Regions from separate parts of the Homo sapiens genome. Here region 1 is linked to region 2. A link is an interaction called in ENCODE POLR2A ChIA-PET data of the cell type or tissue named here. Cell type or tissue: B cell. All regions are shown on one strand. Each heading gives the region's core, and the rest is flanking DNA. Links, peaks and the distances in the headings are about the cores only.

Region 1 (16,214 bases), core at 3,249-11,248, 190 kb after region 2:
TGGATTGTGGTTAGGGGTGTCCCAAAATGGGATGCCCTGGCTATGTGGGAAGGTTAGCTAGGGGTTCATGCCCAGAAGACTCATGGACTCTGCCTCATACAGCATGGTGGTGCAGAACAGCCACTCTGGTTTTGCATCTCCTTTGGCTGAGATAAATAGCACGATTTTGTGGGCTGGGGTTGTTAGTCCCAATCCCCTCTCTTTGTTTCAAGCTGCCTTCAGGGGTTTTTCTCCCTTCAGACACTCACCAATGCTTCCCGTCTTTCTTCTCTTCTAATATATGCATTCAATGCTATAAATGTCCTTCAAAGAACCACTTTCCAACAAATTTTGATAAGTTGTATCTTCACTTTCATTTAGTTCAAAATATTTTGAAATTTCTCTTGCGATTTCTTCTTTGACTTTTGTGTTTACAAGTCTGTTGTTTAATCTCCAAGTATTTGGGAGTTTTCCAGCTATCTTTCTGTTACTGATTTCTAGTTTAATTCCATTAGGGTCTGTATTAGTCCGTTCTCACACAACTATAAGGAAATACCTGAGACTGGGTAATTTATGAAGAAATGAGATTTAATTGACTTGCAGTTCCACAAGCTATACAGGAAGTATGGCTGGGAGGCCTCAGGAAACTTACAATCACGGCGGAAGGTGAAGGGGAAGCAAGACATGTCTTACCACAGTGAGTGGGGGAGAGAGAGAGAAAGAAGGAGGGAGGGAGGGAGAGAGCAAGAGTGAGAGAGAGAGAGAGAGAGAGCACAGGGGGAAATGTTATACACTTTCAAACAACCAGATCTTGTGAGAACTCTATCATGAGACAGCACTAGGGGTATGGTGCTAAACCATCAGAAACTACCCCGATGATCCAATCACCTCCCACAAGGCCCCTCCTCCAACACTTGGGATCACAAGTCAACATGAGATTTGGGTGGGGACACAGAGCCAAACCATATCAGGGTCTGAGAGCATACATTGCATGATTTCTATTCTTTCATGTTTGTTAATTTGTGTTTTATGGCCCAGAATGTGGTCTCTCTTGATTAACATTCCATGAGAGCTTGAGAAGAATGTGTAATCTGCTGTTGTTGGGTGAAGTAGTCTATAGATATCCACTATATCTGGCTGGTTTATGGTGGTGTGGAGTTCAACTATGTCCTCACTGATTTTCTGCCTGCTGGACCTGTCCACTGCTGATAGAGGGGTATTAAAATCTGCAATGATAACAGTGAATTTCACCTACTCCTCCTTGCAGTTGTATCAATTTTTGCCTCACATATTTTGACATTCTTTTTTTAGGCACATACATATTAAAGATTGTTTTTTCTTCTTGGAGAATTGACCTTTTTAATCATTAAATAATGTTCCTCTTTATCCTGGATAAGTTCCTGATATGATTTGACTCTCTGTCCCCACCCAAATCTCATGTTGAATTGTGATCCCGAGTGTTGAAGGTGGGGCCTGGTGGAAGGTGATTGGATCATGGGGGTGGTTTCTAATGGTTTAGCTCCATGCCCCTAGTGCTGTCTGGTGATAGAGTTCTCACAAGATCCAGTTGTTCGAAAGTGTTTAGCACCTCCTGCCTCACTCTCTCTTCCTTCTCCAGCCATGTAAGATGTGCCTTGCTTCCCCTTTACCTTCTGCCATAATTGTAAGTATCCTGAAGCCTCCCCAGCCATGTAGAATGGTGAATCAATTAAATCTCTTTTCTTTATAGATTACCCAGTCGCAGGTATGTCTTTATAGCAGCATGAGAACAGACTAATACACTTCCCTTACTCTGAAGTATGTGCTGTCTGAAATTAATTTAGCTACTCTCACTTTCTTTTGATTAATGTTAGCATGTTACATCCTTCTCCATCCATTTACTTTTAATTTACATGTGTCTTTATATTTAAAGTGGGCTTCTTGTAGACAACATATAGTTGGGTTTTGTTCAACTTTGACCAATTTGGACATTCTTTTTTAATTGGTGCATTTAAACCATTGATGTCTAAAGTGATTATTAATATAATTGGATTGATATCTACCATATTTATTACTGTTTTCTATTAGTTGTTCTTTGTTGCTATTTTTGTCTTCCATGCTTTTTATGCCTTTTGTGACTTTAATTGAGCATTTTATATGATTCTGTTGTCCTCCTTTCTTAGGGTATCAGTTGTACTTCTTTCTATTTTTTCTAGTAGCTCTAGAATTTATAACATACAACTAACCCAAGTCCACTTTCAAATAACACTATACTACTTCACAGGTAGTATGAGTACCTTATAATAAGAAGATAATCCTAATTCTTCCTTCTTGTCCCTTATATCATTGCTGTCATTAATTTCACTTACACATAAGCATATCTAAGTGTATGTATGTGTGTGTATATATATTTATACACAGTTATATATGACACACATAATCAAATACATTGTTGCTATTATGCTGAACAACTTATCTCTTAGATCAACTAAAATTTAAAAATGAAAGTTTTTACTTTACCTTCACTAATTTATTCTCCAATGCTTTTCCTTCCTTATGTAGATCCTGGTTTCTGATCTATATTTTGTTTCCCTTCTCTCTAAAGAACTTCTTTTAACATTTCTTGCAAGGTAATAGATTCCCTTAATTTTTTTTGTCTGAGAAAGTATTTCTCCTTCACTTAGAAACAATTTTTGTTGTTGTTGTTGAGACAGAGTCTCACTATGTTGCCCAGGTTGGTCTCAAACTCCTGGTCTCAAGCGATCCTCCTGTCTTGGCCTCCCAAAGTACTGGGATTACAGGTGTGAGCCACCACACCTGGCCCTCACCTTTACTTTTTTTTTTGAGACAGGGTCTCACTCTGTCACCCTGGCTGAAGTGCAGTGGCATGACCAACTTTGACATTCTCTTTTAATTGGTACATTTAAACCATTGATGTCTAAAGTGATTATTAATATAATTTGATTTATATCTACCATATTTATTATGGTTTTCTATTAGTTGTTCTTGTTCTTTGTTGCTACTTTTGTCTTCCATGCTTTTTCTGCCTTTTGTAATTTTAATAGAGCATTTTATATAATTCCATTGTCCCTCCTTTCTTATTGCATCAGCTCATTGCAGCTTCAACCTTCTGGGCTCAAAAATTCCTTCCACCTTAACCCACTCCCAGTCCCCACCCCCACCGCCACCCCCAGTAGCTGAAATTAGAGATGCATGCCACCACATCCAGCTAATATATATATTTTTTGTAGAGATAAGGTTATCACTATGTTGCCCAGACTGATCTTGAACTCCTTCGCTCAAGAGATCCTCCTGCCTCAGCCTCCCAAAGTGCTGGGATTACAGGTATGAGCCACCATGCCCAGCTTCCCTCACCTTTGAAGGATAATTTTGCAAGGTACAGAATTCTAGGTTGGTAATTTTTTCTCTTAATACTTTACTATTTATGTATTTATTTCACAGGCCAGAATGCAGTGGCACAATCATGGTTCCTGCAGCCTTGAACTCCTGGGCTCAAGCGATCCTCCCACCTCAACCTCCCAAGTAGTTGGGACTGCAGGTGGTGCTCCACCACACCTGGCTAAGGTTTTCTTTTTTCCATTTTTTGTAGAGACTGGAGTCTCACTATGTTGCTCAGGCTGGTCTTGAACTCCTGGCCTTAAGTGATCCTCCCGCCTCAGCCTCCCAAAGTGCTGGGATTACAGGTGTGAGCCACTGTGCCTGGCGATTTTTTTTTTAAGGCAGATTCTTGCTTTGTCCCCTAGGCTGGAATGCAGTGGCATGATCACAACTCACTGCCGCCTAGACCTCCTGGGCTCAAGTGATCCTCCTCCCTCAGCCTCCTGAAGTGGTATAGTGTTATTTGAAAGTGGACTTGGGTTAGTTGTATATTATAAACTCTAGGGCCACTCAGCTGGGACCACAGGTGTGCACCACCATACCCAGCTAATTAAAAAACTTTTTTTTTTTGTAGGGATGGGGTTTCACCATGTTGCCCAGGCTGATCTCAAGTGATCTTTCTGTCTTGGCTTCTCAAAGTGCTGGGATTACAGGTGTGAACCACTGTGCCCGGCCTCAACACTTTAAATATTTCACTCCACTCTTCTCTTGCTTTCATGGTTTCTGAAGAAAAGCTGGAAGTAATTCTTATCTTTGTTCCTCTCTGAGTAAGGTTGTTTATTTTTTCCTCTTTCAGGATTTTTCTTTCTCTTTGATTTTCTGTCATTTGAAAATTTTATGCCTAGATGTAGTTTTTTGGGCATTTATCCTGCTTGATGTTCTCTGAGCTTCCTGGATCTCTGGTTTGGTGTCTGTCATTAATCTCAGGAAATTCTCAATCATGATTATTATTTCAAATATGTCTTCTGTTCCTTTCTCTATTTCTTCTCCTTTGGTTATTTCCCATATGTATCTATATGTATCTATCATACCCCTTACATTTATCCCACAGATCTTAGATATTCTGTTGTTTTTGTTTTAGTATTTTTTTGTTTGCTTTTCAGTTTTGTAGATTTCTATTCAGATGTCCTCAAGGACAGAGCTCTTTCCTCAGTTGTATGCAGTCTATTAATAAGCCCACCAAGGTATTCATTTCTGTTACAGTGTTTTTGATCTTTACTTAAAAATCAAAAACACTGTAACGGAATTTCTATGTGGTTCTTTCTTAGGATTTCCCTCTCTCTGCTTGCATTGCCCATCTCTTCCTGCATGTGGTCTACTTTATTCCTTAGAGCCCTTAGCACATTAATCACAGTTATTTTCAATTTCTGGTCTGATAATTTCAATATTCCTGCTGTATCTGAGCCTGGTTCTAATGCTTGCTCTGTCTGTTCAAACTGTTTTTGTTTGTTTGTTTGTTTGTTTTTTTGCCTTTTAGCGTGTCTTGTAATTTTTTCTTGATAGCGAAACATGATGCAGTGAGTAGAGGAAACTGCTGTTAAATGGGCCGTTAGTGATGTGGTGGTGAAGTGTTGGGGTGGATGGGTGGCATTCTATAGCTCTATGATTAGGTACAGTCTTTTAGTAAGCCTGTGCCCCTGGACTGTAAATTTCACACGTGCTAGTTTTTTTTTTCTCCACCCACCTCCCTTTTGTGGGACGAGATGGCTAGAGTTGGCTGGAGTTGGATATTTCTATTCCGCTAGGTCTGTTAGACTCTGACAAAACCCCAACAGCTTAGGCTCTGGTTAAATAGTTTCTCCTGCCGGCAGACCCTGTTAGGAAGTTTCAAATGTTCCCCTTTTCTCCCCGTTCTGGAAGCAAAAGGGGATTTTTCTCAGATATTCACAAGAACCTGGTATGCTACAGGAGGTAAAACTCACAAATGTGTCTAAGTCCCCTAATGACTGGGTCCCTCTGGAGTTTCTCTCTCTCAGACTTGATACACTGAGCCTCCAGCAATTCATCATTTACAGTTCAGGTTTCCATACCTGGGCACTGGTCCTCATGAAGGTTTTGCTCCAGTAAGTTGTGATTATCTGTATTTGTCTATAGGTATCTCTAATTTTCGGGGTAGCGGTTTGGACTGTGACCTCTCTTCTCTGAAGGATCTAGGGAAATGTGTTGATTTTTCAGTTTGTTTGGCATTTCACTTGTTGTCAGGACACAGTGACAACTTCCAAGCTTCTTACATGCTGGATCAGAACGTAGAAGTCTGTTTCACATGTTTTTGCATTCGCACCAGAGGCATCTCTCAATAATCAGACGGAACAAATAGTGCTTTCTGTACATGTCATTTAGCCTCTTTCTAGCACCCATTTGCCTGCTTAGAGGGCTCATGGACAAGGTGCATGATAGCAGGAATATATATTTTTCAGGGAGTCACTAAGGCTAATCCACTTAATTTGCCAAACCCCAAGATCCCAATATAAATGCTGAGCAAGTAATATGGCACCATCTCCTGGGAGAACCAGCAAGCAACCTGGTAGCAGGTTCATTACCTTTCTATCATCAGTATCGTGGATAGAATGACAATTTGCTCTCAGTGGACTAGACACTTATTATAAATATGGATTTGCTTTATCTTTTGTTTTTCTTTTTCTTTTTTTCTCTTTTTGAGACAGAGTCTTGCTCTGTCACCCAGGCTGGAATGCAGTGGCGCAATCTCAGCTCACTGCAACCTTCACCTCCCAGGCTCAAGCGATTCTCCTGCCTCAGCCTCCCAAGTAGCTGGAATTACAGGCATGTGCCACCACACCTGGCTAATTTTTGTATTTTTAGTAGAGAGGGGATTTCACCATGTTGGCCAGGCTGGTCTCGAATTCCTGACCTCAAGTGATCCGCCCGCCTTGGGCTTCCAAAGTGCTGGGATGGCAGGCGTGAGCCACCACGCCTGGCCTGGATTTACTTTTTCTGTCCATAACGCTTTTGCCAGGACCACCATTTGTGGACTTACCAAATTCCTTATTTCTCGTCATGATATATAACTCGGATCTAGACTTGTAGTAATAAAAAAAAATATTGCTTCTGACCAAGAAAATCACTTTATAGCAAGAAAAGTGAAACAATGGCTCATATAATCATATGACTCATTGGTTCTACCGTATATCCTATCATGCAGAAAAACCAATCTGAAAAAAAAAAACAGCGAAATTACCTACGGAAGACTTAGCTATGATGCTGGCCAGGTGACAACACTTCATAGGTTTGAAGTGTTGTCTTACAAGATGATGTATAAACTTTTAACTGTGATTGATATATGATATTATTTCTCCCCTAGCCAGAATACATGAAAAGGGACCAAGAGATGAAATTGGGAGTGGCTTCTTAGGCCAATACCCATTAGCAAAATGCATGCTATTGTATTACTGGTAGTTAACTTTATAATTTTTTGTTTTAATTTTTAAAATTTTCATTTCTTTTTTATTTTATTCAGAGCAGAAGACCATGATGTTTTAATTTAAGAAATGAGGTCTGGCTATGTTGCCCAGACAGGAATACAGGGGCTATTCACATATGCAATCATAGCATACTGAGCCTTGAACTTCTGGCCACAAGCAATCCTTCTGCCTCAGGCTTCTAAGCAGCTAGTACTATAGGCACTTGCTTAATTATAAGTTCCTGGCTTCTAATTAAGCTTTTTCTTTTTTCACTTGAGGTCTCACTCTGTCACCCAGGCTGCAGTGCAGTGACACAAACACAGCTCACTGAAGCCTTGACCTCCTGGGCTCAAGCAATCCTCCCACCTCAGCCTCCCATGTAGCTAGAGCTGCAGGTGCACACCATCAGGCCCAGCTAATTAAAAAAAATTTTGTTTTGTAGAGACAGGGTCTTGCTATGTTGCCAAGGCTGGTCTCGAACTCCTGAGCTCAAGCAATCCTCCCACTTCAGCCTCCTAAATCGTTGGGATCACAGTCGTGAGCCACCACACCTGGCCTATAATTAAGTTTTAATGTTATAGTATATCCACGCATGTGGATTGAGACTGAAGTAAAATGAACATCACCCCAAAATAATCATAGATACTGATTGGACTTTGAGTATTCTTTATTTTTATGGAGACAGTGTGTCTTTATTTATATGAATTATAGTGCATCATATTCAGTGGAAGCATGATATTCTTCTTGTAGTTTAGAAGTTAAGCCACAAGGTAAAAGCATTTGGATGGATGCTGAGTATCCCAAGTGGACTGTGCTAGAACTCAACATGACCCCACTCTTCTAAGCTTTCCCCTGGGCCATGAGCTTGGAAGCCTGAAAACTGCATTTTCCAGACTTCCCTGCTAGCAGGGATCAAGTGTAGTTTCTGCAGATGAGAGGAACTTGCACACAATTTGGAAAGCATAAGGGAAGGAAAAGTCATTTTTCTTGTGTTACTGTGGTATAATACATACATATTTTGATCTTTGTCCTATTTCCTGGCACGCTGCTCCTAAAACTCTTGGAATCTCCGAAGTGGTAAGTGTCTTTTTTGTAAACTAATGAGAAGACTGATGGCAGAGGGGTGGGGAGACTCTGGGGCAGCCTCAGGATGTAGGCAAGTTGCCAGGGGTACCATTATATGATTAGAGGGTTGGAACTTTCAGGCTCATCCAGACTTCCCAGGAAGGGAGAGGGACTAAAGGTTGAGTTAATCACTAACAGTTAATGATTTAACCAATCATGCCTACATAATGAAGTCTTCATAAATCCCCAAAAGGACAGGGTTTAGGGAGCTTCTAGGTTGCTGAATATGTGGAGGTCCTGGGAGGGTGGTGTGATCAGAGGTCATGGAAGTTCCACATCCCTTTCCACATGCCTTGCCCTATGCATCTCTTCCATCTGGCTGTTCCTGAGTTGTGTCCTTTTATAATCAGCCAGTAATCCAGTAAGCAAACTGTTTTCCTGAATTCTGTGAGCCATCCTACAAAAAGATCAAACCCAAGGAGAGGGTTGTGGGGACCTCTGATTTATAACTGGTTGGTCAGAAGCATAAGCAAAAACCTGGACTTGCAATTGGCATCTCGAATGGGGGCAGTATTGTGGGACTGAGAGCTTAACTCATGGGATCTGATGCTATCTTCAGGTAGATAGTGTCAGACTGACTTACATTTTTGTACATCCAGTTGGTGTCCACAAAGAATTGGAGAATTGCTTAGTATGGGGAAAAACTCACATAACTGGTGTCAGAAGTTGTATTTGGCCATTTTTGCATTGCTATAAAGGAATACCTGAGACTGGGTAATTTATAGAGAAAAGAAGTTTAATTGGCTCATGGTTCTGCCGGCTATACAGAAAGCGTGGTGCCAGCATCTGCTCAGCTTCTGGTGAGGGCCTCAGGAAGCTCACAATCATGATGGTAGGTGAAGTGGGAGCAGACATGTCATATGGTGAGAGGAGCAAGAGAATGGGGAGAGGTGTCATATACTTTATTTATTTATATTTTAAGTTTTATTTATTTATTTATTTTTTGAGACAGGGTCTGGCTTTGTTGTCCAGGCTGGAGTGCAATGGCGTGATCTCAGCTCACTGCAAATTCCGCCTCCCAGGTTCAAGCCATCTTCCCCACCTCAGCCTCCTGAATAGCTGAGACTACAGGTGTATGCCAACACATCCAATTAATTTTTGTATTTTTTTGTACAGATGGATTTCTCCATGTTGCCAAGGCTGGTCTCAAACTCCTGAGCTCAAGTTCAAGGTCAAGCTCAAATGCCTTGGCCTCCCAAACTGCCGGGATTACAGGCATGAGCTACCATGCCTGGCTACATACTTTCAAACAACCAGATCTCATGAAGAGCACACTCACTATTATGAGGACAGCACCAGGCCATTAATGAGGGATGCACTCCAATGACCCAAACACACTCCCCTCAGACCCAACCTCCAACAACGGGGATTACATTTCAAGATGAGATTTGGAGGGGATAAAGAACCAAACCGTATCATTCCACCCATGACCCCTCAAATTGCATGTCTTTCTCACACTACAAGATACAATCATTCCCTACCAATAGTCCCCAAAAGTCTTAACTCATTCCAGCATCAAGTCCAAAGTCCTAAGTCTCTTCTGAGACTTATCTCCTTCCACTTATGAGCCTGTAAAAATCAAAATAAGTCATTTACTCCCAAGATACAGTGGTAGTACAGGCATTAGGTAAACATCACAATTCCAAAAGGGAGAAATTAGCCAAAAGAAAGAGTCAATAGGCCCCATGCAAGTCTAAATCTCAGCAGGGCAGTCATTAAATCTTAAAGCTCCAAAATACTCTCCCTTGACTCCATGTCCCACATCCAGGGCACAATGGTGCAATGCGTAGGCTCCCAAGGCCTTGGGTAGCTCTTCTCCTGTGGCTTTGCAGGCAGCAGCCCCTGTGGCTGATCTCACTGGTTGGAGCTGGGTGTCTGAGGCTTTCCCAGGTACAGGATGCAAGCTGCCTGTGGATCTACCATTCTGGAGTCTGGAGGGCAGTGGCCCACTTCTTATAGCTCCACTAGGCAGTGCCCCAGTGGGGACTCTGTGTGAGGCTTCCAACCCCACATTTCCCCTCAGCATTGCCCTATTAGAACTTCTCTGTGAGGGCTCTGCCCCTGTGGCAGGGTTCTGCCTGGGCACCCAGGCTATCTCTCACATCATCTGAAATCTTTGTGGGAGCTGCCAAGCCTCCTTCACTCTTGCATTCTATGTGCCCACAGGTTTAGTACCACATGGAAGCCACCAAGGCTTATGGCTTGCATCCTCTGGACAGGCAGCCTGAGCTGTATCTGGGGTCCTTTGAGCCACAGCTGGAGCTGTAGTAGCTGGGATTCAGGGAGCAGTGTCCTGAGGCTGAGCAGAGCAGTGGTACCCAGTGCTTGGCCCCCTAAACCATTCTTTCCTCCTACGTCTGTGGACCTGTGATGGTAGGGGCTGTCTCCAAGTTCTCTGAGATTGCCTTTGAGGCCTTTTCCCATTGTCTTGGATACTAGCACTTGGCTCCCATTTAGTCATGCTAGTTTCTCTAGCAAGTAGTTGCTCCATACCCTGCTGGGATTCTTTCTCTGCCACATGGCCAGGCTGCAAATTTGCTGAATTTTTATGCTCTGCTTCCCTTTTGAATATAAGTTCCAACTTTAAGTCATTCCTTTGCTCCCATATCTGATCACAGGTTGTTACAAGGAGTCAGGCCACATCTTGAATGCTTTGCTGCTTAGAAATTTCTTCTGCCAGAGACCCTAAATTACCACTCTTAAATTCAAACTTCCACAGATCCTTGGTACATGAACACAATGCAGGAGTTCTTTGCTAGGGTGTAACATGAGTGACGTTTATTCCAGTTCCCAATAACTTCCTTATTTCCATCTGAGACCTCACTAGGCTGGCCTTCACTGTCCATATTTCTATCAGTATTTTGGTCATAACAATTTAACCAGTCTCTAAGAAGTTACAAACTTTCATCCTCTTTTTTTTTTTGAGACAGAGTCTCGCTGTGTCACCTAGGCTGTAGTGTAGTGGCATGATCATGGCTCATTGCAACCCCGACCTCCCAGCTCAAGTGATCTTCCCACCTCAGCCTCCTGAGTAGCTGGTACTACAGGTCCATGCCACCATATCTGGCTAATTATTTTTTTGTTGAGACAAGGGCTCACTATGTTGCCCAGGCTGGTCTTGAACTCCTGGCCTCAAGCAATCCTCCTACCTCAGCCTCTCAAGCGCTGGGATTACAGTTGTGAGCCACTGCTCCTGGTCCTCCTGCCTTCTTCTGAGCCCTCCAAACTCTTCCAATCTCTGCCTGTTACCCAGTTCCAAACTTGCTTCCACATTTTCAGGTATCTTTTTTAGTAACGCTCCGCTTCTTGGTACCAATTTTCTGTGTCAAGCTGTTCTTGCACTGCTATAAAGAAATACCCGAGACTGGGTAATTTATAAAGAAAAGAAGTTTAATTGGCTTACAGATATGCAGACTATACAGGAAGCATGGTATCGGCATCTGGTCAGCTTCTGGTGAGGGACTCAGGAAGCTAACAATCATGGTGGTAGGTGAAATGGGAGCAGACATGTCACACGGTGATAGTGGGAGCAAGAGAGAGCGGAGAGGTGCCACACACTTTTAAACATCTAGATCTCGCAATAATTCATTATCGTGAGGACAGCATCAAGCCATTTATGAGGGACCCACCCCCATGACAAAACCACCTCCTGTTAAGCCCCACCTCCAATGATGGGGATTACATTTCAGCAAGAGATTTGGAGAGGAGAATCATCCAAACTATATCAGAAGTGAAGTATTCAGAGTGGTACGAGTATAGAAAGAAGAAACAGGTTTGTTTGTCTTTCCCCCCAACAGTTCTTTAGCACTAGCAGATGGATAAAAGGGCAGACAACAGATGAGACATTTGTAGGAGCTTCAGGACAGTTCCTGCAAATTCTCCACTTTGACGCTGCAGGAGGTGGCTTCTCTGTGATTTCTGAACTTCTGGATTTATTGAAAGCTAGCAGCAGTCCTTTCTGACTCTACTCTCCCCTGGTCCCTTCCAACTGTTTTGTAAGCTCTTATTCCCTGTGTTAAATCTCTTCTTGCTTGAAATACCTAGAGTAGATTCTACTTTCCTGACTGAACCCTGACTAAAGGATTAGGTTTAGTAAAGTGCTAGGCACTCAATAATAATTAGCTGTTACTAATGGGAATAGGAAAACTGAGAAGCATGTCTATTTACTTTCTTACCTCATCATATTTTCTTTTTTCATTTTCCAGTTGTTTAAGTAGGGCCTCTTGTTGCTGAATTCTGGATTGTTGCTGAGAACAGGTCATTTCCAGTAGATTTTCTTTATCTTGTAAGGTTCTCACTTGCCTGTGTAACTCATCTACGTTCTGATATAGAAGTTTCCTGAGGGCAATTAATGTAGATTAAATCACACCATGAATTGCAAATGAAATTCAGACCTAAAATTTTTATGGCATCACAAGGGATTTTTTTTTTTTTTGGTTCAATGAAGTAGGGTATGTGTCTATAAGCTAAAGGGACCAACACAGGGAACCTCTTTTGTGATAGAAGCTTTCCTTACTTCTCTCACTCACTCATCAAAATGACCCTATGAGGAAAAAGTAGTTGTCCTTATTTCAGAGATGAGGAAGTTGTGGTAGAGAGAACAGTTAAGACAAAGTGGAGGTAGGGCTCGAATCCTGAATCCCATATTCTTTCTTCCTTACTGCTTTACGAGTTGAGCCCTTCATCTTCTGGGTTCAAGGTAATGTTAGTTACAAGCACTATTGATAATAATAAGCACACATTAACACTGCTATAAATGAATCATAAATGAGCCTGCATTTTATGAGAAAATTTACCATTTTCCAAAAGAGGGTAAAGGAACTCACAGAATTTTACCTCAAATATGGTATCCTGGTATACTAAATATTTTGAATGAAAGGCCCTTAGAGATCAGCAGATGCTAGAAGAGGCTTTTCTCTTATCTGCGTGAAGACTGGACTTACCAAGGAGAACAATTATACCCATCCCCTCCCTGAAACTGCATTATTTATGGATCTTCAGAAAAGAAGATTGAGGAATATAACAACACCTCCACAGACCTTTTCACAAGACAATGGCTATCTCTTAAACTCATTCAAATTCCCAGGTAAATAATTTATGAATTAATTTTTGTCTCCAGGGTCCCTTCACTCTCCCTAATGAGTTACTGTCCCTTGGAATTCTCTACATTCCTCATCTCCCTCTCCCCTGGAAATGGGTATATAAGCTTCTGCAACACACTTAGACACTGGGTCATCACACTTGATTTTCCCCACCCCACGTTAATAAAATTGTGTTTGCTTTTTCTCCTATTAATCTGTCTTTTGTCAGTTGACTTTTCAGAAAACCTTCAGAAGGGGAGGGGAAATTTTCCCTCCACCCCTACAAGGGCCATTAGCACTCTTTCAGTCTCATCATGAAACCAGCCCAACTGTCCCACAGAAATTACACTTACAGTTTTTTAAACAAATGTAGAAATGTACCCTCCCAGTCTTAAAACTTGAAATTTATATCTGAGTTCCTCCCTCAGGAGACTGACCCTCAGGCAAGAAACTAAAATTCACCAGATCGTAGCATACAGAAAATGAGATGCCTCATTCCTCATGATTGGTTCCTTACCCCTCACTAATTCCTGTTTTACATTCCTTCCCTGCTATAACCCCCCAAATTTTAGTTGGTCAGGGAGATAGATTTGAGACTGATCTCCCATTCTCCTCAACTGCGGCACCCTAATAAAGCCTTTTTCCCTGGCAATACTCATTGTCTCAGTAATTGGCTTTCTGTGCACTAAGCAATGGGACCTAGACCAAACCCCTGGTATTTCAGTAATAGAATAAAGTTTGTGAAAAGAGTTTTCTGAGGATTTCAGACCAAGGTTCTCTGGACTTAGGAGATTCATCTTGAAGACTGTGATGATGATAATGAAATAGTACTGGTGGGCAAAAGTCTCACCTGCATGCTAGGGCAGTAAAATCCTGACATTCGACAATTAAGTTTGTTTTCTCTAACTTCAGTATTCTGAGAAATCAACAGGTTATTGGGGGACAATTATATTTGAGACATGGGCTCACATCCCTCCACCTCTCGTTCTTCTCCTTATGTTTCTTGGATGTAAGTGCAGACTCTCCAAGGACTGCTATAGCTAATTTTCTACCATTCACATCCACTTCTACAGCAATATCCTCTCTTTCATCTCTCCTTCATCTAATTCACTGTATACCTGCTATTATGGCCTACTTCTTTTTGGTTCCACTCTCAATTTCCAGACTAAGAGATAAGCCTTGAAACTAAAAGAGAAGTTTTGATCCACTGAAACTAAAAACACTTGAGTTATTGGCAGTAAAATTTGAGAGCTGAAAACTAGAATTGGAAAGTAGGAAGTTGGCTGGACATGGTGGCTCACACCTATAATCCTAGCACTTTGGGAGGCCAAGGTAGGAGGATCGCTTGAGCCCAAAAGTTCAGGAGCAGCCTGGGCAACATAGTGAGAACTCATCTGTATAAAAAATTTTTTAAAAATTAGGCATGGTGGCATGCGCCTGTAGTCCCAGCTACTCAGGAGGCTGAGGTGGGCGAAGTGCTTGAGCCTGGGAGGTCAAGGCTGCAGTGAACTGTGATCGCACTACTGCACTGCAGCCTGGGTGACAGAGTGAGACCCCATCTCTACAAAAAGAAAAAAAGCAAATTCGGAAGTCAAAATTAAAAGAGCAACTCAAGAATATGCGAGAAGTTAATTGATATAGAGTTTGAAAAATAAAAGACTAACAAACCAGGTCTGCCAATGAATAAAATTAAGAAATTGGTGTACTGATAAGACTCCCTGCATTCTCTGCAGCCTGAGCCTCTTTTAGTAGTCAGAGTGTTCTTTCTAAATTGCAAACTAATCATATAACTTCCTCTGCTTAAAATCCTATAGTGGCTCCCCATTACTCTTTCTTATATATATATTTTTTCTGTTCCTTGATTCAGGAACCCCATACTCTTAAGGTAAAGTCCAAACTGTTCACCATGGCTTGATATATTCTGCATGAGAAATGGGCACTGTGGCTCACAAGAGCTGGGCACCATGGCTCATGAGGATCTGTGGCACTATGGCTCACACCTCCTAACACTTTGGGAGTCTGAGGCTGGAGGATCACCTGAGGCCAGGAGTTCTAAAACAACCTGAGCAACATAGGGAGATCCTGTCTCTAAATTTTTTTTTTAATTAGCTGGGCATGTTGGGTATGCCTATAGTCCTAGCTACTCAGTAGGTGGAGGCAGGAGGATCATCTGAGCCCAGGAGTTCAGGGCTGCAGTGAGTCATGATTGTGCCACTGTATTCCAGCCTGGGCAACAGAGCAAGATCCCTGACTCTAAACAAACGAACAAACAAACAAACAAAATCTAAGGTTCTGCATGAGCTAGGCCTACGTCACCTCCTTATCTCATTTTCTCACCACTGTCCCTAACCTCATTTTCTTTCAGCCAATGAACTTTTTCACTTCCTCAAAGTGGTCCTCCATACTATTGTCTATTTAGCTTCTTGATACCAACTACTTCATTCTCAACTTAAACCACTTTCTTTGAGGAAGTCTTTCTTAAGCTCCCTCACTCCATAGATATCCGTGTTATGTACTATCATGGCAACCTAAACCTCCTTTAGTATAACACTTACCACACTTCATCATACTTCATTGCAGTTGCAAAGTCTTATGTATAGAGATATTTATTACAGTTTTATAATAGCAAAAAAGTCTAAAAGATGTAAGTATTACATAAAGTATGATATATCTATGTAACAATGTCATACAACTGTTTAAACTGATATTATGAAACCATAAATCAGTAAGAAAAAGAGAGATGGAAAATTCTAAATATTTGGGATAAACAACACACTTCTAAATAATACATGAGTCAAAAAGGAGGTCTCAATAAATTAAAAATATTTTGAACTAAATGAAAATGAAATACAACTTACAAAATTTATAGGATACAACATAGCAGAAAACTTGTAGCATTACATGCATATATTATAAAGGAAGAAAAATATAAAATCAGTAATCTAAGCTTTCACCTTAGGAAACTAGAGAAAGAAGAACATTATAAGCCTAAAGCAAGCAGAAGCAAAGAAATAGTAAAAATGAGAGTATTAATCAATGGGATTGAAAACAAGAAAACAATAGAGAAAAATCAATGAAATCAAAAGTTCATTCTTTGAAAAGATGAATAAAATAGATAAACCTCTAGCCAGGCTAACTAATAAATAGAGAAGACAAATATTAATAATATAAAAAATGTGGCCAGGCACAATGGCTCACATCTATAATCCCAGCACTTTGGGAGGCTGAGGCA
Region 2 (15,276 bases), core at 7,277-15,276:
ATCTAGTAGGGGAGCTGGGGTAGTGATAAGAGGGGTCCTGAGGTCACAGAAAGCAACAGCTGCTCCCCTGGGGCAGTCTTCAGATCAAAGCTCGGGATCTCCTCCTGGCTCTGCCTTGCGCTGGCCGGTGGCCTTGGGCAAGTATCTCCCCCTCAGATCTTAGTCTTCCCATCCCTTAACATGCAAGGCTTGGACTACAATCAGATACAAACTGATAAGCTGTGGGACTTTTTTCACGCTAAATCTTACATGGAAGCATTTTACTGTATTTTAAACCAGCTGCTCTGCTGGTGTAATTTTCATCTCCTCTCTGCCAACTTCCTCTCACCCCACCCCTACCCACTTCCACTCCAATACCTGGATGGGCCCAGAACAGGGAAGCAGGGCAGATGAGAAAACTGAAAGCCAGGACAAGGACTGCCCAAAGGTCAGCAAGTGAGCCAGCAGAGGAGCTGGAGCTGGACCGCGGGGCTCCTGAACTCCTGCTCCAGGGCTGCTGCTGCTGCTGCTCTCAGCGGGGTGTGAACAGGGGTGGATGCCTGATGAAGGCCTGCGGGATGTTAGAGGATGGACGAAGGGGTGACCCCAGATGGATGCTACTGGGGGCAAGGATTAGGGGCCTGGGGCCTGAACTCACCCAATTTGGAGCATATGTTGATGTGGCTGGTCATTGCCCTGACTGCCATGTCTAACAGGAAGCTGACCAGGAGCATCCGGGAGGCATAGTGGCATTTCCTAAAGTGCAGGCCAGCAAGCCCAAACAGGGAAGCACTTTCGCAGTTTCCACTGGAGACTCTCCCCTGCCCCCCATTAGTATATTAGTATACACTAATATACTTCCCACACACCTCCCACACTTGCACACATACACACCTCTTCATGTCCCCCACACTCACATCCCTTCTGATATATGCTGCTTTTTGCACCACACATGCACATACACATGCCTACATCCCTCACAAACTCAATCTACAGTCTTAAAGGGGTGCCCCAAACCCCCTAGAACATCACTAAGATCCCTTCCAACTCTAACTTCCAGGCATTTTTGATGGCACAGGGGACCTAGGTTCTAGTCCAGCCTCTGCCACCATCTCCCTATGAATTCTTAGGTAAATCACTACCCCATCTCTAGGCCTGTTCCCCCATCTGTAAAATGAGGAGTGTGTGCTAAATGATTTGTTTAATAGATACAAACCTATTCAGATGACCTGTTTCTCCTTGTGTGAGTTTTGGTAACTTATGTCTTTTAAGGGATTGATTATTTTCAGCTACGATATCAAATTTGTGGGCGTAGAGTTGTTCATAGCATTCCTTTATTATCCTTTTAATATCTGTGGAATCAGTAGTAATGGCCCTTGTTTCATTTCTGATATTGGTAATTTCTGTCTTGTCTTTTTTTTAACTTGGTTAGCCTGGCTAGAGGTTTACTGATTTTATTGATCTTCTCAAAGAATCAGCTTTTGGTTTCATCCATTTTTCTCTATTAATTTCTTGTTTTCAATTTCTCTGATTGCCACTCTAATTTTTATTTTATTTTTTTGAGATGGAGTCCCTCTGTTGCCCAGGCTGGAGTGCAGTGGCACGATCTCCACTCACTGCAACCTCCGCCTCCCAGGTTCAAGTGATTCTCTTGCCTCAGCCTCCTAAGTAGCTGGGATTACAGGCATTTGCCACCACATCCAGCTAATTTTTGTATTTTTAGTAGAGATGGTGTTTCACCATGTTGGCCAGGCTGGTCTCGAGCTCCTGACCTCAAGTGATCCGCCGGCCTCAGCTTCCCAAAGTGCTGGAACTACAGGCATGTGCCACTGCGCCCGGCCTGATTTTTACTTTTTACTTTTTATGCTTCCTTTGGATTTAGTTTGCTTTTCTTATTCTAGTTTCCTAAGGTTAAAGCTTAAATTATGGATTTTAAATCTTTCTTTTCTTGACTATATGCATTCAATGCAATAAATTTCCCTCAAAGCAAAGCACTGCTTTCCCTGCATCCTATAAGTTTTGATAAATCATGTTTTCATTTTTTTTAGTTCAAAACATTTTCAATGTTTCGTGAGACTTCTTCTTTTATCCACGTGTCATTTAGAAGTGTGTTGTTTAATCTCCATATATTTCAGGATTTTTCAGCTATCTTTCTGTTATTGACTTCTAGTTCATTTCCATGTTGTCTGAGAGTATACTTTTTTAAAATTTGTTAAGGTATGTTTTATGGCCCAGAATGTGATCTGTCCAAGTGAGTTTGAGAAGAATGTGTACTCTGCATGGTTGGATGAAGTACTCTATAGATGTCCATTTTATCCAGGTGACCAATAGTGTTGCTGACTTCAACTATGTGTTTGCTGATTTTCTGCCTGTTGGATCTGTCAGTTTCTGATAGAGGGGGTGGAAATCTCCAACCTTGATAGTAGACTCATCAATTTGTCCTTGCAGTTCTATTAGTTTTTGCCTCATGTATTTTGATGCTTTAAATGATTTCCATGAGCTCTTTCATACCCCACATTCTTGATTCTGTGCCTCCATCCAGCACCTGCTCTCAGGTCCCTCTAAAAGCTGCCACCACAGCTCCAAGCAAACCTGCCCTGAGAGGCCCATTCTCAAGTCTGCACCCTGATTGCAATGCTTAGGCAACCCAGAAGAAGCAAAGGGCCTGACCTAGACCTCAGCTGTCTCCAAACTACCACAGCATTTCCTTTGTTTAGACCTAGTCCTATGTATCTAAAGGGGACTGAAGTTAAATAAAAATACTCAGGGCACCATCATGGCAACACTCCTAGAAAATTAGGCTGTACTAAGAGGATAGAAATTTTCTGGGCTGGGCACAGTGGCTCACGTTTGTAATCCCAGCACTTTGGGAGGCCTAGGCAGGTGGATCACTTGAGCCCAGGTGTTTGAGACCAGCCTGGGCAATATAATGAGACCTCATCTCTTAAAAAAAAAAAAAAAAAAGTTTCTTAAAAAAAGAAATTTTCTGCTGTAGGTGTGCCCTACTTTATTATACTCCAAAAACCAAGACTTAGAGAATCACAAAAATTTCCAGCTGGAAGGGGGCTTAAACATCATCAGGTAAAGTCATCTTATTTTGTGGATGAGAAACAAATCCAAAGAGAAGTCACTTACTGATGGTTATAGACAATCAAGTAGATTAGGAGATGTTACCCGCATCATAAAGGATTTATCTTTAAAGGACTGACATCCCAAAAACATTGAAATGGGATTCAACTTACAGAAATAGAATTTGCTTACAACATTTTGGGGGAACATATAATGTCTCGGACCTCCCAGAACAGTGCTAATTTCAAATATTCTGCCAGGTCATATGATCTAAGAATTAGAAAATATGAACTGTGGCCTACCCAAAGATTGCATAAGGGCCACCAGAACAGAATCTATTGACTTTCTCACAGAAACCATTCTAGACTGCCATAGCTGGAATGAACTGGTACCGTTGAGCATGGGATCTTGGCCTCTTGACTCCTAAGCCACTGCACTTACCCTGGGTACACTGTGGATTCCTATGCCTCAGTGCCTGCTCTCCAAACTCTCCCTCTCCTTCCCGCATGCCATTGGCTCCAGCTCTTGGCTAAGAGCTTGCTGGGCCCCAGACCTACCTGCTGAAGCTGAAGATGATGGAGAAGAGCCCCAGCACCATGTTGGCCAGAGATAAGGCACTGGTAACATCCTTCCAGGAAACCTCATTTATCTGGGAATGGCTCTGGTCATGGCTCAGGAAGAAACTGGTACCCTTACCTGGGGCCCAAGAGAGAGGGGCGAAGGGTTCCCAAGGTTAAGGAGTCCCAGAAGAGGCTCCCAGGGACCTGTTCCACTAGATCTCATCCCAGAATGGCACCCTCCCTACATTCTGTTTCACTGGCTGGACTAAGGGAGACAGGAGGTAGATGAAGGAGACTCAGGAGGTGAAGACAAAGGTGCTGAGGATCCAGCGTCTTGGGAAAGCTCAACAGCAGAGTGGGTGAACCAACACAAGCATAGTTTCCACTCCCTCTCTGACTGCACCTTTGCCCCACAGCACAGACATCCCTCCAGTCCATATGCTGACTCTCCTGAAGCCCCATGGCCCAGAATGCAGGGGGTATGGGGCCCTTCTCCCATCTGAGAGGTGGGCCCTTGTCACTGACGAAGGGTTGGCTTGAGAGAGAAGTAGTGCCAGGAAGCCCTGTTGTCCCACAGTCCAAGTTCACTCCTTCTGAAGCACAGGGCTGCAGCTGAGGTGCCTCAAGGTCCTGGTTCTGACAGGCCCCAGTCAGAACAGCAGGCCTACTTCCCACAAGGAAAGAGACGGCAGATTAAAACTGAATGTGTAGCCGGACACGGTGGCTCATGCCTGTAATCCCAGCACTTTGGGAGGCTGAGGCAAGTGGATCATCTGAGGCCAGGAGTTCGAGACCAGCCTAGCCAACATGTTGAAACCCTGTCTCTACTAAAAATACAAAAATTAGCCGGGTGTGGCGGTGCATGCCTGTAATCCCAGCTACTCAGGAGGCTGAGGCAGGAGAATCGCTTGAACCTTAGGAGGCAGAGGTTGCAGTGAGCCGAGATCACACCACTGCACTCCAGCCTGGGTGACCGAGTGAGACTCTGTCTAAAAAAAAAAAAAAAAAAGTGTACAACACTGAATAGTTCACAAAGATCTTTTCGCCATGTTCCCATCCCCATGTCTGTTTCTCAGATCCTGACAACCTCAGGAGATGGTGCTAGAATTCTCCCCTATTTTATGAATGAGGAAACTACAGTTAAAAGAGAGGAAGATACTTGCTCAAAGTCACATGGTAAGTAGAACCAAATCCCATCTGTTTGATTCTAAATCTGCTGTTTCTTCGCTGCAGGCATAGATTTCAGCAGGAGGAGGTGTGTGGGATATGGCAGTGAACGAGCTCAATGGCCAGGCCTGCGAGGCAGCAGCAGCCTCCCTGTGTGTGTGGGACCGTCCAGCCCAGGCCCCCCAGTGCTCCCAGTCTCTCCCAGTCTCTCCCACAACAGGGAATTGGCTGGCCCTGCCCATCTTCACAGTCTGTCTTGTCTCTGTTTTTACTCTAAGACCACATTTGTACACCTTACACTCAATCTGCTTGAGAAACTGAGTCTCTTGGAGAAAGAGCCCCATTCCTCCCCAAAACTGAGAAGCCCCGCTGGTTGGGGCAAATGTACCAGCCACAAATAGATCCTGCACTTGAGTGAAATAAACAAGTTTCAAGGTGTTCCCAGATCTGTTTTCTCATTTAATCCTCACCCATTTCAGATGTGAGGATTAATCTCACCTCCAGCTCTGCCTCCATCCAGCCCCTCTGTTCAGCCCCAGGCCCATCTGGTCTGGACAAGAGCTGAGACAAACCATGGTCTTTTCTCATAAACCTGCCACCAACATGCCAGCAGCTGGGAGGGCTGACTTGGAGTTTGGGACTAGAGTTTATCAGGGCAGCACTGCTGGGCTCACTGCCTCCATGGGCCAGCCTCACTCACCAAAGGTGATCAGTAGCTACATGGCCAGAGCCATTGGGATTCCTAAGACGTTCGTATGCCAGAGCCCCTCCAAACCTAAGACAAGAAGCAATGCAAGCCAGGGAAATCTGGGAAGGGAAGGGGACAAAGGACTTGCTGCATACTCCCTCCCCATGAACCCGCTGTAGTGGTCTCTCCTGGGTCTCTGGGCTGACCCCAGCAAGATCAAACATCCCACTGTCTGCTGCTCAGAGCCAGTTAGCAGGTGCCCAGGGTCTGTCTACCACCTGTCAAGCATTGCTGCTGCCTCTGTGCTACTTCACACTGGTTAATTTTTAATTAATGGTCAATTGTCTACTATATTATCTCTTTCATTATCTCCTCCATTCACAAACCACTTTCACATTTAGGATTTCCATTGGCCCTGTGAGCTCTGTCAGGCAAGGGTTCTTTTTTTTTTTTTTTTTTTTTTTTTTTTTGAGACGGAGTCTCGCTCTGTCGCCCAGGCCGGACTGCGGACTGCAGTGGCACAATCTCGGCTCACTGCAAGCTCCGCTTCCCGGGTTCACGCCATTCTCCTGCCTCAGCCTCCCCAGTAGCTGGGACTACAGGCGCCCGCCACCGCGCCCGGCTAATTTTTTGTATTTTTAGTAGAGACGGGGTTTCACCTTGTTAGCCAGGATGGTCTCGATCTCCTGACCTCATGATCCACCCGCCTCGGCCTCCCAAAGTGCTGGGATTACAGGCGTGAGCCACCGCGCCCGGCCAGGCAAGGGTTCTTGTCCCTACTTTCCAGGTAAAGCAAGGAAGACTCAGAGATGGGAAGAACCTAGCTCAAGGTCACACCAGAAGTGGCAGAACAAAAGTTACAATTTTGCCTTAAGTGTTCTTTCCCCTGTGCTCTGCTGTCTACCAACCAAGAGGACTGAACATTGTATTGGTTATATGCTGTGCCTGAGCTGGGTGCTGGTAGAAACCTTGGTCCCTACCATCACAGAGTTTACAACCTATCCAAGGAAATGAGTCTCTTGCATACATGTAGAGACTTAGACCCTATTCATAGTGGTACCTTATCTTACAGATGGGGAAACTGAGGTTTCAGGAGAGTTATGTGACTTGTCCAGTAAATGGTGGAGCCAGGATTTGATTTGAGTCTCCTCTTTCCCAGTTAAATGCTGTTTGCAGCAGAATGCACAGGTCCCAGGTGTGAAAGGATGTGGAATTGAGAGTAAGGGCTGTAGAGGACAACAGAAATAAGGAACCACCCACTCATTCAGCAAATGTTTGGCCAGGGGCAAGATGTGGTGCCTGGTGCTTGGGACACAGAGAAGATTAAGACCAAAGGACACAGTTTAGCCACAGTACCTAACCCTGCACAGAAAAGAGGCGACCGGGCTACTAATGGAGCACCGAAAAGGGGCTCAGCCTGCCACGGGGTGAGAAGGCTCCCAGGAGGGGCGAGGGCTGAGGCTTGGCACAGCACGAGACTGCAGGTGATCTGGTCACTCCCCAGCTTCTTGAATGCCCTCAGGATGGAGTCCAACTCCTGCGTTTGGTATGCCAGCTCTGCTCAGCTCTCCCAGCTTCCTCTCAGTCCTCCCCACCCTTCTCAGAACCTCCCTTTGGACTTGGGTTGGGTGGTGCTCCTCTTTGGGAAGCCCCTCTGACATCACCCCTGAGCACGTTAGGTGCCCCTCATCTGTATGGTCTTGTCTTCTTGTGCTTACCATGTGACACTTGGCACTCTGTTTGGGCACCGCCTACACTGGCTTTCCTACAGGGAATGCAATTTGAGTGCTGGCCGAGGTCCCTGTACCCAGTATGAGGCCTGACAATAGAAGTTGTTCTGTGTTTGTTAAATTAACATCACAGGTCACTCTGGTGCTTCCCTGAGGTCCTCTCGCTGCACCAAATCTATTGACCTTCCATCTAACCCTGCCCAGTGTGGCCTCCAAGAAGCCTCAGATGAACGCTCAACAGTCCAGCCCCTTCCGCATACCCAGCAACTACCCAGTTCTTATGGTCTTCCACTTACTCATTTTTTAAAATGCGGTTTATTTATTGCCAATGGCTGCTCTGTGCCGGGCCTTGTGTGTGGGGTGGGGGATGAGGAGAACAAGAGCCAGGCCGCACACTCCAGCAGCTCAGAGTCTGGTAGAGGAGGCAGCTGTGTGTAGGGACAAGTGTAATGTTGGACAAGGGGATGTGCAAGCTGTTGTGGAGAGACTAAGTCTGGGGTGGGGCAGGGGAAGGTTCCACTCCTGTGGTGACATTTATCAGGGTCTCTAAGGATGAACAAAGAATTAGGAGGGACATTCTTGGCCCAGGGAATGAACCGCAGGTGCGGAAGCACGATGAGGAGATGGATCCTGGGAGGGAGGGGTGACCAGAGATGACACTGGCAGGTAGGCTGCAGGGGGTGGTCGTGCGGATGTGACCTTGAGTGGCAGCCCGTGGCGGGCACTGTGGTGTTCAGTAAGGGAGCAGAGTCTTTGTCAGACACGGGCAGGAAGCGCAGGGCGGCTTGGAGGCGGCAAACTGCAGAAAAGGAAACCGGCCAGGAGACGGGGGTGGGGGCGAGGAGGGTGGACGTGAGGAGAAAAGCAGGGCTGTGGCAGTGGTGCTGCAGAGGAGACGAGAGTTGAATATGGCTCTGAGGTTTCTAACTGAGTGGCGGGGCGGCGCCTCCGCGGAGTGAAACCATCCAGGCGGAGCTCTCCAGCCGGCGACACGCGTGGCACAGGCACGGCGACGACGCCGCTCATGCCAGTTACAGACCCCCTCCCCTCCCAGCCCCCGCTCCTTTCCTGGAGGCTGGAAACCCTCCGACGGAGGGCCGGCCTCTGGGGATGGGACGTGGTCCCCTGGCCCACTCTGGCTGTCCCGAGAATGCCCAGGCCCGGCTTCAGCCGCGACCACATCGGGAAGATGGAGCCGGGCTGGTCGCCGACAGCACCCGGGCAGCGCCCTTCTCGCCCCTTCCACGCGGCCGCGGAGGCTCACCTGAGGGCTCACCCTGGGGACACGGCATTCCTACATGAGATGGGGGTCCGCCCTCCTGCCCCGTTTCCTGTGCGGTGGAGGGGGCCAGCCCTAGCGAGGAGCGCCTCTCACTCCCACCCTAGCTCTTAGCTCACAATCCTCAGAGCAGGGGAGGGGTTGCGGGTCTGTAGTCGGGGAGAAGGGCCTCAGTTTCCAGGGGAGCCCAGGTCTTGTAGTGGGGGCGGTGGGGAATGGAGGAGTCCCAGGGAAGGGGACGTCTCCTCTACCTGGGCCAGGCTGGGAAGGCTTCATGGTGGAGACGGCGGGCCCAGGCGCGTGGGCCCGGAGTGGGGCGGGAAATGCGCTGGGGAGGCGAGGCTGTGCCGGGATGCTGGGCCCAGCCTCTCCTGGGCCCCTAGAGGTAAGCTCCACGCGGGCAGGGCTGCTTGTACGTTTGCTTCGCTACTGTTCGCTGTGCCTATAGGAAGGGCATAGGCACATAGGAATACTATTTGGATGAATGACAAGCTAAGGAATTTGGATTCAATTCCTGAAGAAAAGTTTTTCAGTAGGAAGGTGACATGGTCAGGTTGTTTCAGGAAGACTAACCTGGCAGGCATTGTGGAGGAAGGATCTGCAATCCCGCAGGGCAGGAGGCAGGTGAGCAACAGATGGGATGGGAAGAAGGAGCCCCCTCAGGAGCCCATGTGAGATGGACTCCCACGGGTGAGAGCAGCGAGAGGGAGGGGATAAGAGCATCTCAGAGGTGACTATCTTTGGCAGCTGGGCTGACAAAGTGCTACAGAAAGAAACTTTTTGGTATTGGGTAAGGATTTCAGGCATGGGTTCTCAGATAGTGCCCCATCCTCACCAGTCCACCGGAAGCGACACTGGAGCAGGGATCACTGTGAGGACCCCACAGGAGAATATAAAAGGGCAAGGGAGCTAGAAGGTCAAGTGACACTTTGCCTCTCCTTGCAGCCAGCCCGGGAAAGAGGAGTTTAAGACCAAGCATGTTCTGAGAACACCACACAGCAAGTACTGGGCTACATGTTGTACAGACATTCTCATCATGTCACTGGAACTTCTCAGCTAACCTGAGGTTAGTGTTAGCATTCCCATCCTACAGAAGAGGAAGTAGGGGATCAGACAGCTGATTCTACTGAAGAACACACCATTAATAATTAGTGGAGCTGAGACCTGAAAACAGTGATACCAAAGTCAGACCTAGGGTGTGTGAGAAACCGGGCGGAGGCAACAAAAGGTTTGCTACACGCCCCAGCCTGAGTCAGGCCAGCTTCCTTTGACCATCCACGTGTTTCTCTTCATTGCTCCCTGCCATGTGGCCCATTAAAGTGGCAAATTAGCCAGGCATGGTAGCTCACACCTGTAATCCCAGCACTTTGGGAGGCCAAGGCAGGCAGATCACGAGGTCAGGAGATCAAGACCATCCTAGCCAACATGGTGAAACCCTGTCTCTACTAAAAATACAAAAAAAAAATTGGCCGGGTGTGGCAGTGCGTGCCTGTAGATCCAGCTACTCGGGAGGCTGAGGCAGGAGAATGCTTGAACCTGGGAGGCGGAGGCTGCAGTGAGCCGAGATTGCACCACTGCACTCCAGCCTGGGTGACAAAGCTAGACTCCATCTCAGAAAAAAAAAAAAAAAAGAGTGGCAAGTTAAAAATTGTAGCGTAATGATTATACCAGCTTACCTTTAAACCAAGTTTACATTCCAGCGTTAACACTTACCAGATGTATAAACATGAACAAGTTACTTTTTCTGAACCTGTTTCCTAATCTGTAAAATGGGATTGTTGTCAGAATTAAATGAGATTATATGCTTGACAGAGAGTAGAAGCTCAATTATTAGCATTATTAATCTAAGGATATGATCATACATCTATTAACCTGGACATCCCCAAAGTTTCCTTCAGGAGAGGGGAAGGAAGCAGGGTAGCTGAGAAAGATACCCCCCTAACAGAAGTTTCTAGCTTCCCTCATTCTGGATCTCACAGGAAGTACAGAACAGGAACAGTAAGTTAGGCTACTTACACTTGTGCTAATATGGTAGCCAGCAGCCACATGTGGCTACTGAGCACTTGAAAGGTGGCTAGTCTGAATTGAGACGTGCTGTAAGTATAAAGTACATACCAAAGTTTGAATGCTTAGTTTAAAAAAGAATGTAAAATAATTTCTTTTAGTAATTTGTTGAAATGCTAATAGTTTGGATATGTTGGGTTAGATAAAATGTATGTATGTATTTATTTTTTTGAGACAGGGTCTCACTCTGTCACCCATGCTGGAATGCAGTGACATGATCATGGCTCAAAGCAGCCTGGACCTCCCGGGCTCAAGCAATCCTCCTACCTCAGCCTCCCAAGTAGCTGGGACCACAGGCACATGCCACCATGCCTGGCTAATGTTTGTATTTTTTGTAGAGATGAGATCTCCCTATGTTGGCCAGGTTGGTCTTGAACTCTTAGGCTCAAGCGATCCTCCTGCCTCAGAGTCCCAAAGTGCTGAGATTATAGGCATGAGCCACTGCACCTGGTGATAAAATGTATTCTTAAAGTTAATTTCACTTTTTACTTTTTGATGTAGCTACTGGAAAAATTTAGATCACACATGTGGCTCACATTATATTTCTATTAACTGCATTGACTTGGATCCTTCACAGGATATAGGTGCAGAGCTGCAGATGTCCATCCATTGATTTATTCTTTTTTTCTTTCTTTTTTTTTTTTTTTTTTTTGAAGTGGAGTCTCACTCTGTCGCCCAGGCTGCAGTGCAGTGGCACAATCTCGGCTCACTGCAACCTCCGCCTCCCAGGTTCAAGCAATTCTCAGGCCTCAGCCCCCTGAGTAGCTGGGATTACAGGTGCCCGCCACCACACTCAACTGATTTTTATATTTTTAGTAGAGATGGGGGTTTCACCCTGGTGGCCAGGCTGGTCTTGAACTCCTGACCTCAAGTGATCTGCCTGCCTTGGCCTCCCAAAGTGCTGGGATTACAGGCATAAGCTACCATGCCTGGCCCACTTATTCATTATTAAGAGTGTTTATCATGCGCCAGGCACTATTTTAGATGCTCGAGACAGCAGTAAACAAGACAAAGACAGTCTCTGTCCTCACAGAACTTATAATCAGAGAACTTATAAACAGAAGCAAAACATAAATCATTTCTGGTTGTGCTAAATGCTGTGGAAAACAAAGCAGAATCAGAACCACTTTAATGTGAGAAGGGTTGGTATTTCTGATAGGGTAATCAGGGAAGTGGTATTTCAGCAGGGACCTAAAGGATGAGAAGACACAAACCTGCAAAGACCCTGGAGGCAATGCTCCAAGCAGATGAGACAGCAAATGTAAATGAGCGGCAATGAGCTTGGTGTGTGGGAAGAACAGCAAGGTCAGCAAAGCAGGAACATGCTGAGTCCTGAGAGTGGCAGATCACATAGAATCTAGGGAAGAAATGAGAAATTCTGGGATTTTTTTTTTTAACAGAAGTGTTGTGATCTGGCTTGTAGTTTGTTTGTTTGTTTTGAGACGGAGTCTCGCTCTGTGGCCCAGGCTGGAGTGCAGTGGCACGATCTCTGCTCACTGTAAGCTCCGCCTCCCGGGTTCACGCCATTCTCCTCCCTCAGCCTCCCGAGTAGCTGGGACTACAGGCACCCGCCACCACGCCCAGCTAATTTTCTGTATTTTTAGTAGAGACGGGGTTTCACCGTGTTAGCCAGGATGGTCTCGATCTCCTGACCTCGTGATCCGCCCGCTTCACCCTCCCAAAGTGCTGGGATTACAGGCATGAGCCACCGTGCCTGGCCTTGTAGTTTTAAAAGATGCTGCTGACAGCCTCTGTGGAAGCAGGGAGGCAAGTTAGGAGATCACTGCATTGTCCAGGCTGAACATGTTGGTGGCTTGGACTAAGGGGGAAAGGGGTGAGGTGAAGAGAAGCAGTCACATTTGGGATACATTTTGAAGGCAGAGCTGGGACTTGCTGACTGGTATGGGGAGAACAAGAGAAATCAAGAATGACTTAGGTCATTCTTGTTGTGGCTGCCACAACAGTGTGAGACAGGTGCTGATGGAAAGAGAGAGGCCTGGTGGTGAAACAGGTTTTGGGGATGAACTCAAGAGTTTAGATTTGGACACGTTAAATTTGTAATGACTACAAGTCAAGTAGAGATATCAAATAAGGCTGTTGGACAAACAAGTGTGCATGAAACTTGGGGACTGATGAGGGCTGGAGATATGTATGCGAGTCAGCAGCGCGTGGACAGCATTTAAAGCCTGGGGAATGGATTAGACCACTTAGCAGAGATAAAGAGGAGGGGGCCATAGACTTGGCCTCAGAATGTAGATGTCAGGAAGAGGAGGAGCAGGACACAGAAAAGGTACAGTCAGTGAAGTAGAGAAAAGCAGTAGATGATAATATTACAAATCAAAATGAAGAAAAAAGCTTTCAAGTACAGACTGCTCCACTGAATCAAATGCTGTTTAAGACTACAGAAATGAAATTTTTCCAGGCACATTGTAGCTCCTTCCTCCCAAGCTCCAGCTCCTTAAAGGAACAAATGAACCCTATCTTCTGATGGGGGTTCTATATCCAGGCTTTAATGCCAGAGATATGAGCTCAATTGTTTATAGGTTGTATGACCTTAAATAAGTTACTTCTCTATACCTTGATATACATCCTCTACATACCTATCACTAAATGCTCAAGTGAACTACTCCAATAGTATCTCATATAAACATCTTATTCTGCTTGAGGCCAGGAATTTGGGACTAGCCTGGGCAACATGGTGAGTCTTCATCTCTACAAAAAAAAAAATGTTTAATTAGCTGGACATGTTGGTGTATATCTGTAGTCCTGGCTACTTGGGAGGCTAAGGCAGGAGGATCGCTTGAGCCCAGGAGTTCAAGGCTGCAGTGGGCTATGACTGAGCTACTGCTCTCCAGCCTGAGTAACACAGTGAGACTGTCTCAAAAAAACAAACAAACAAAAAAAAACTTACTTTATCACTTTTGTGATTTAACTTCTTTATAGCTCTATACTGAGATCTTTTACGACTGTCTTAATTGGCCCAAACAGGATTAAGGTTATGGTCAGACTCAAACAGGACTGTGTCTGAATCTGACCTCTACCACTTCCCATCTGTATAACCACGGGCCAGTTTCAGAATCTCTGAGATGTTCCTGCTGTGTAACATAAGAATACTATATACCTCATTGATGGTGGGTTGTGTGAAGATTAAAAGAGATAATGGATACACTTAGCAGAATAAAGGCTCATAAGACAGTAGTTATCATCTTTGTATCTGTAACACTAATACTCTTCATGTTTGTGGACTGATAACTTGAGAAAGTAAGATACAAGCCAGCTCTCCTTTCCTCCTTCCAGAGCACTAGGGTAGAGAAAGGGAGCTACAGTCAGCTGTTACTCACACCCAGTAATTTGGTAAGGGCCAACAAGGTAGATTATCAATATCACAGAGTATCACTGATTATTCTGGAAAATAACAGGGATATCCTCCTCCTCCTGAAAATTTTGTTGAGGGGATCCCCACTATTCAATGCAGACACTCAAGCCAGAAATTCAAGCATCATCTAAGAGTCTTTCCTCTAATCCCTCTGACATTTTATTAACAAGATGGCAATCGATTGTACTTTCAATGTGCCATGCTTCATCAAATGTAAGATGCTATGTTATGATTCTTTTTTTTTTTTTTTTGAGATGGAGTCTTGCTCTGTTGCCCAAGTTGGAGTGCAGTGGTGCAATCTCGGCTCACTGCAAGCTTCGCCTCCCAGGTTCACGACATTCTCCTGCCTCAGCCTCCCGAGTAGCTGGGATTACAGGCGCCCGCCACCACGCCCGGCTAATTTTTTGTATTTTTAGTAGAGACAGGATTTCACTATGTTAGCCAGAATGGTCTCAATCTCCTGACCTCGTGATCCGCCCGCCTCAGCCGCCCAAAGTGCTGGGATTACAGGCGTGAGCCACTGCGCCCAGCTTGTTATGATTCTTTTATGTAGCTCTAAGAAAGAAAAAATGCCACTTAAACTGTGACATGCCATTGACTTTTAGAAGTGTCCAAGTTTGACAGACACCAAAATGTGGGGGGGGGGGGGGGGGAAGTACACCTTGTAATTGGTGAAATACAGGCCCTCTCATTCTACTACTGCTTAATTCAGACTCCCATCATCCCTTGCCTTGATTAGGGATGGAATCTCCTGTCTTCCCTCTACCCAAACTCTGCTGCCAATATTACCAGCCTCCCCAAATCCTTCCATTAGTTCTTCTCTCATATTCCCCAGTCCATATTCTCCTGTTTAACTGGCTGCGATTCCCCAAATGTCGTGTCAATTCTGGTCAATGTCCCTTCCATGTTATTTTTTGTCTGGAATGTTTTTTCCTCCCTGTCTTCAACTATCTCCTAGCTTTTAAACACAAGGATTTTCTAGCCAGGACATATCTCACTCCACCCCTCCTCATTGCCAGGACTGCTTTGGTTGATATGGCTTAAATGGTTGTCACTTTCTTCATTCACAAATAAACTCCATCCAAAAATGAACCCTACCCCAACCCCCAAAAGACAAACTTCCTATGAAAGGGCAATTGGAGCCTCCAGAAAGTTCTAACTTGTATGGTTTTCAACACCAAGCAGGCATCAGCTCCTCCAAGTGTCTTCCCAAATTCTCCAAGCTCAGTAAGGAACCCCTCCCCGGAGCTCCATAGTATTCCATGCGTACCTCTATCACACCCCTTCTTAGAGCATCTTGTAATTGTTAACTTGTTTCCTTCCCTACTATACTGTGAGCTCCCTGGAAATTGTGATTTCTTATT

Evidence for each region. Peaks named below come from ENCODE experiments on the same cell type or tissue, not always from the same donor. Only the 100,000 strongest peaks of a DNase experiment are listed, where the experiment ranks them.
Region 1: POLR2A ChIA-PET joins it to region 2 with 13 read pairs; 2 of 35 experiments call an interaction of 5 or more read pairs at or near these places.

Annotation. Positions count from the first base shown.
Region 1 is chr1:42,585,346-42,601,559 of GRCh38, reverse strand. CCDC30 (coiled-coil domain containing 30) reads right to left here. Exons shown (of 21, transcript NM_001395517.1): 14 at 12,077-12,239. All of the region lies in intron 1 of LOC124904162 (a long non-coding RNA gene), which reads left to right. Among named protein-coding and RNA genes, the nearest start is that of PPIH, 65 kb to the left of the region's middle. In B cell, for the core only: no CTCF peak of the experiment used is centred there; no DNase peak of the experiment used is centred there.
Region 2 is chr1:42,778,264-42,793,539 of GRCh38, reverse strand. C1orf50 (chromosome 1 open reading frame 50) reads right to left here. Exons shown (of 5, transcript NM_024097.4): 5 at 14,049-15,276. It overlaps TMEM269 (transmembrane protein 269), which reads right to left and starts at 8,549. Exons shown (of 6, transcript NM_001354602.2): 1 at 8,458-8,549; 2 at 3,606-3,744; 3 at 638-735. The coding sequence starts at 3,646. It overlaps TMEM269-DT (TMEM269 divergent transcript), which reads left to right and starts at 8,645. Exons shown (of 4, transcript NR_133055.2): 1 at 8,645-8,857; 2 at 9,418-9,538. It overlaps LOC107984946 (a long non-coding RNA gene), which reads left to right. Exons shown (of 2, transcript XR_007066036.1): 2 at 4,842-5,219. RefSeq lists an enhancer at 7,808-8,549. In B cell, for the core only: no CTCF peak of the experiment used is centred there; a DNase peak (open chromatin) is centred at 8,079; H3K4me3 peaks cover 651 bases; H3K27me3 peaks cover 335 bases.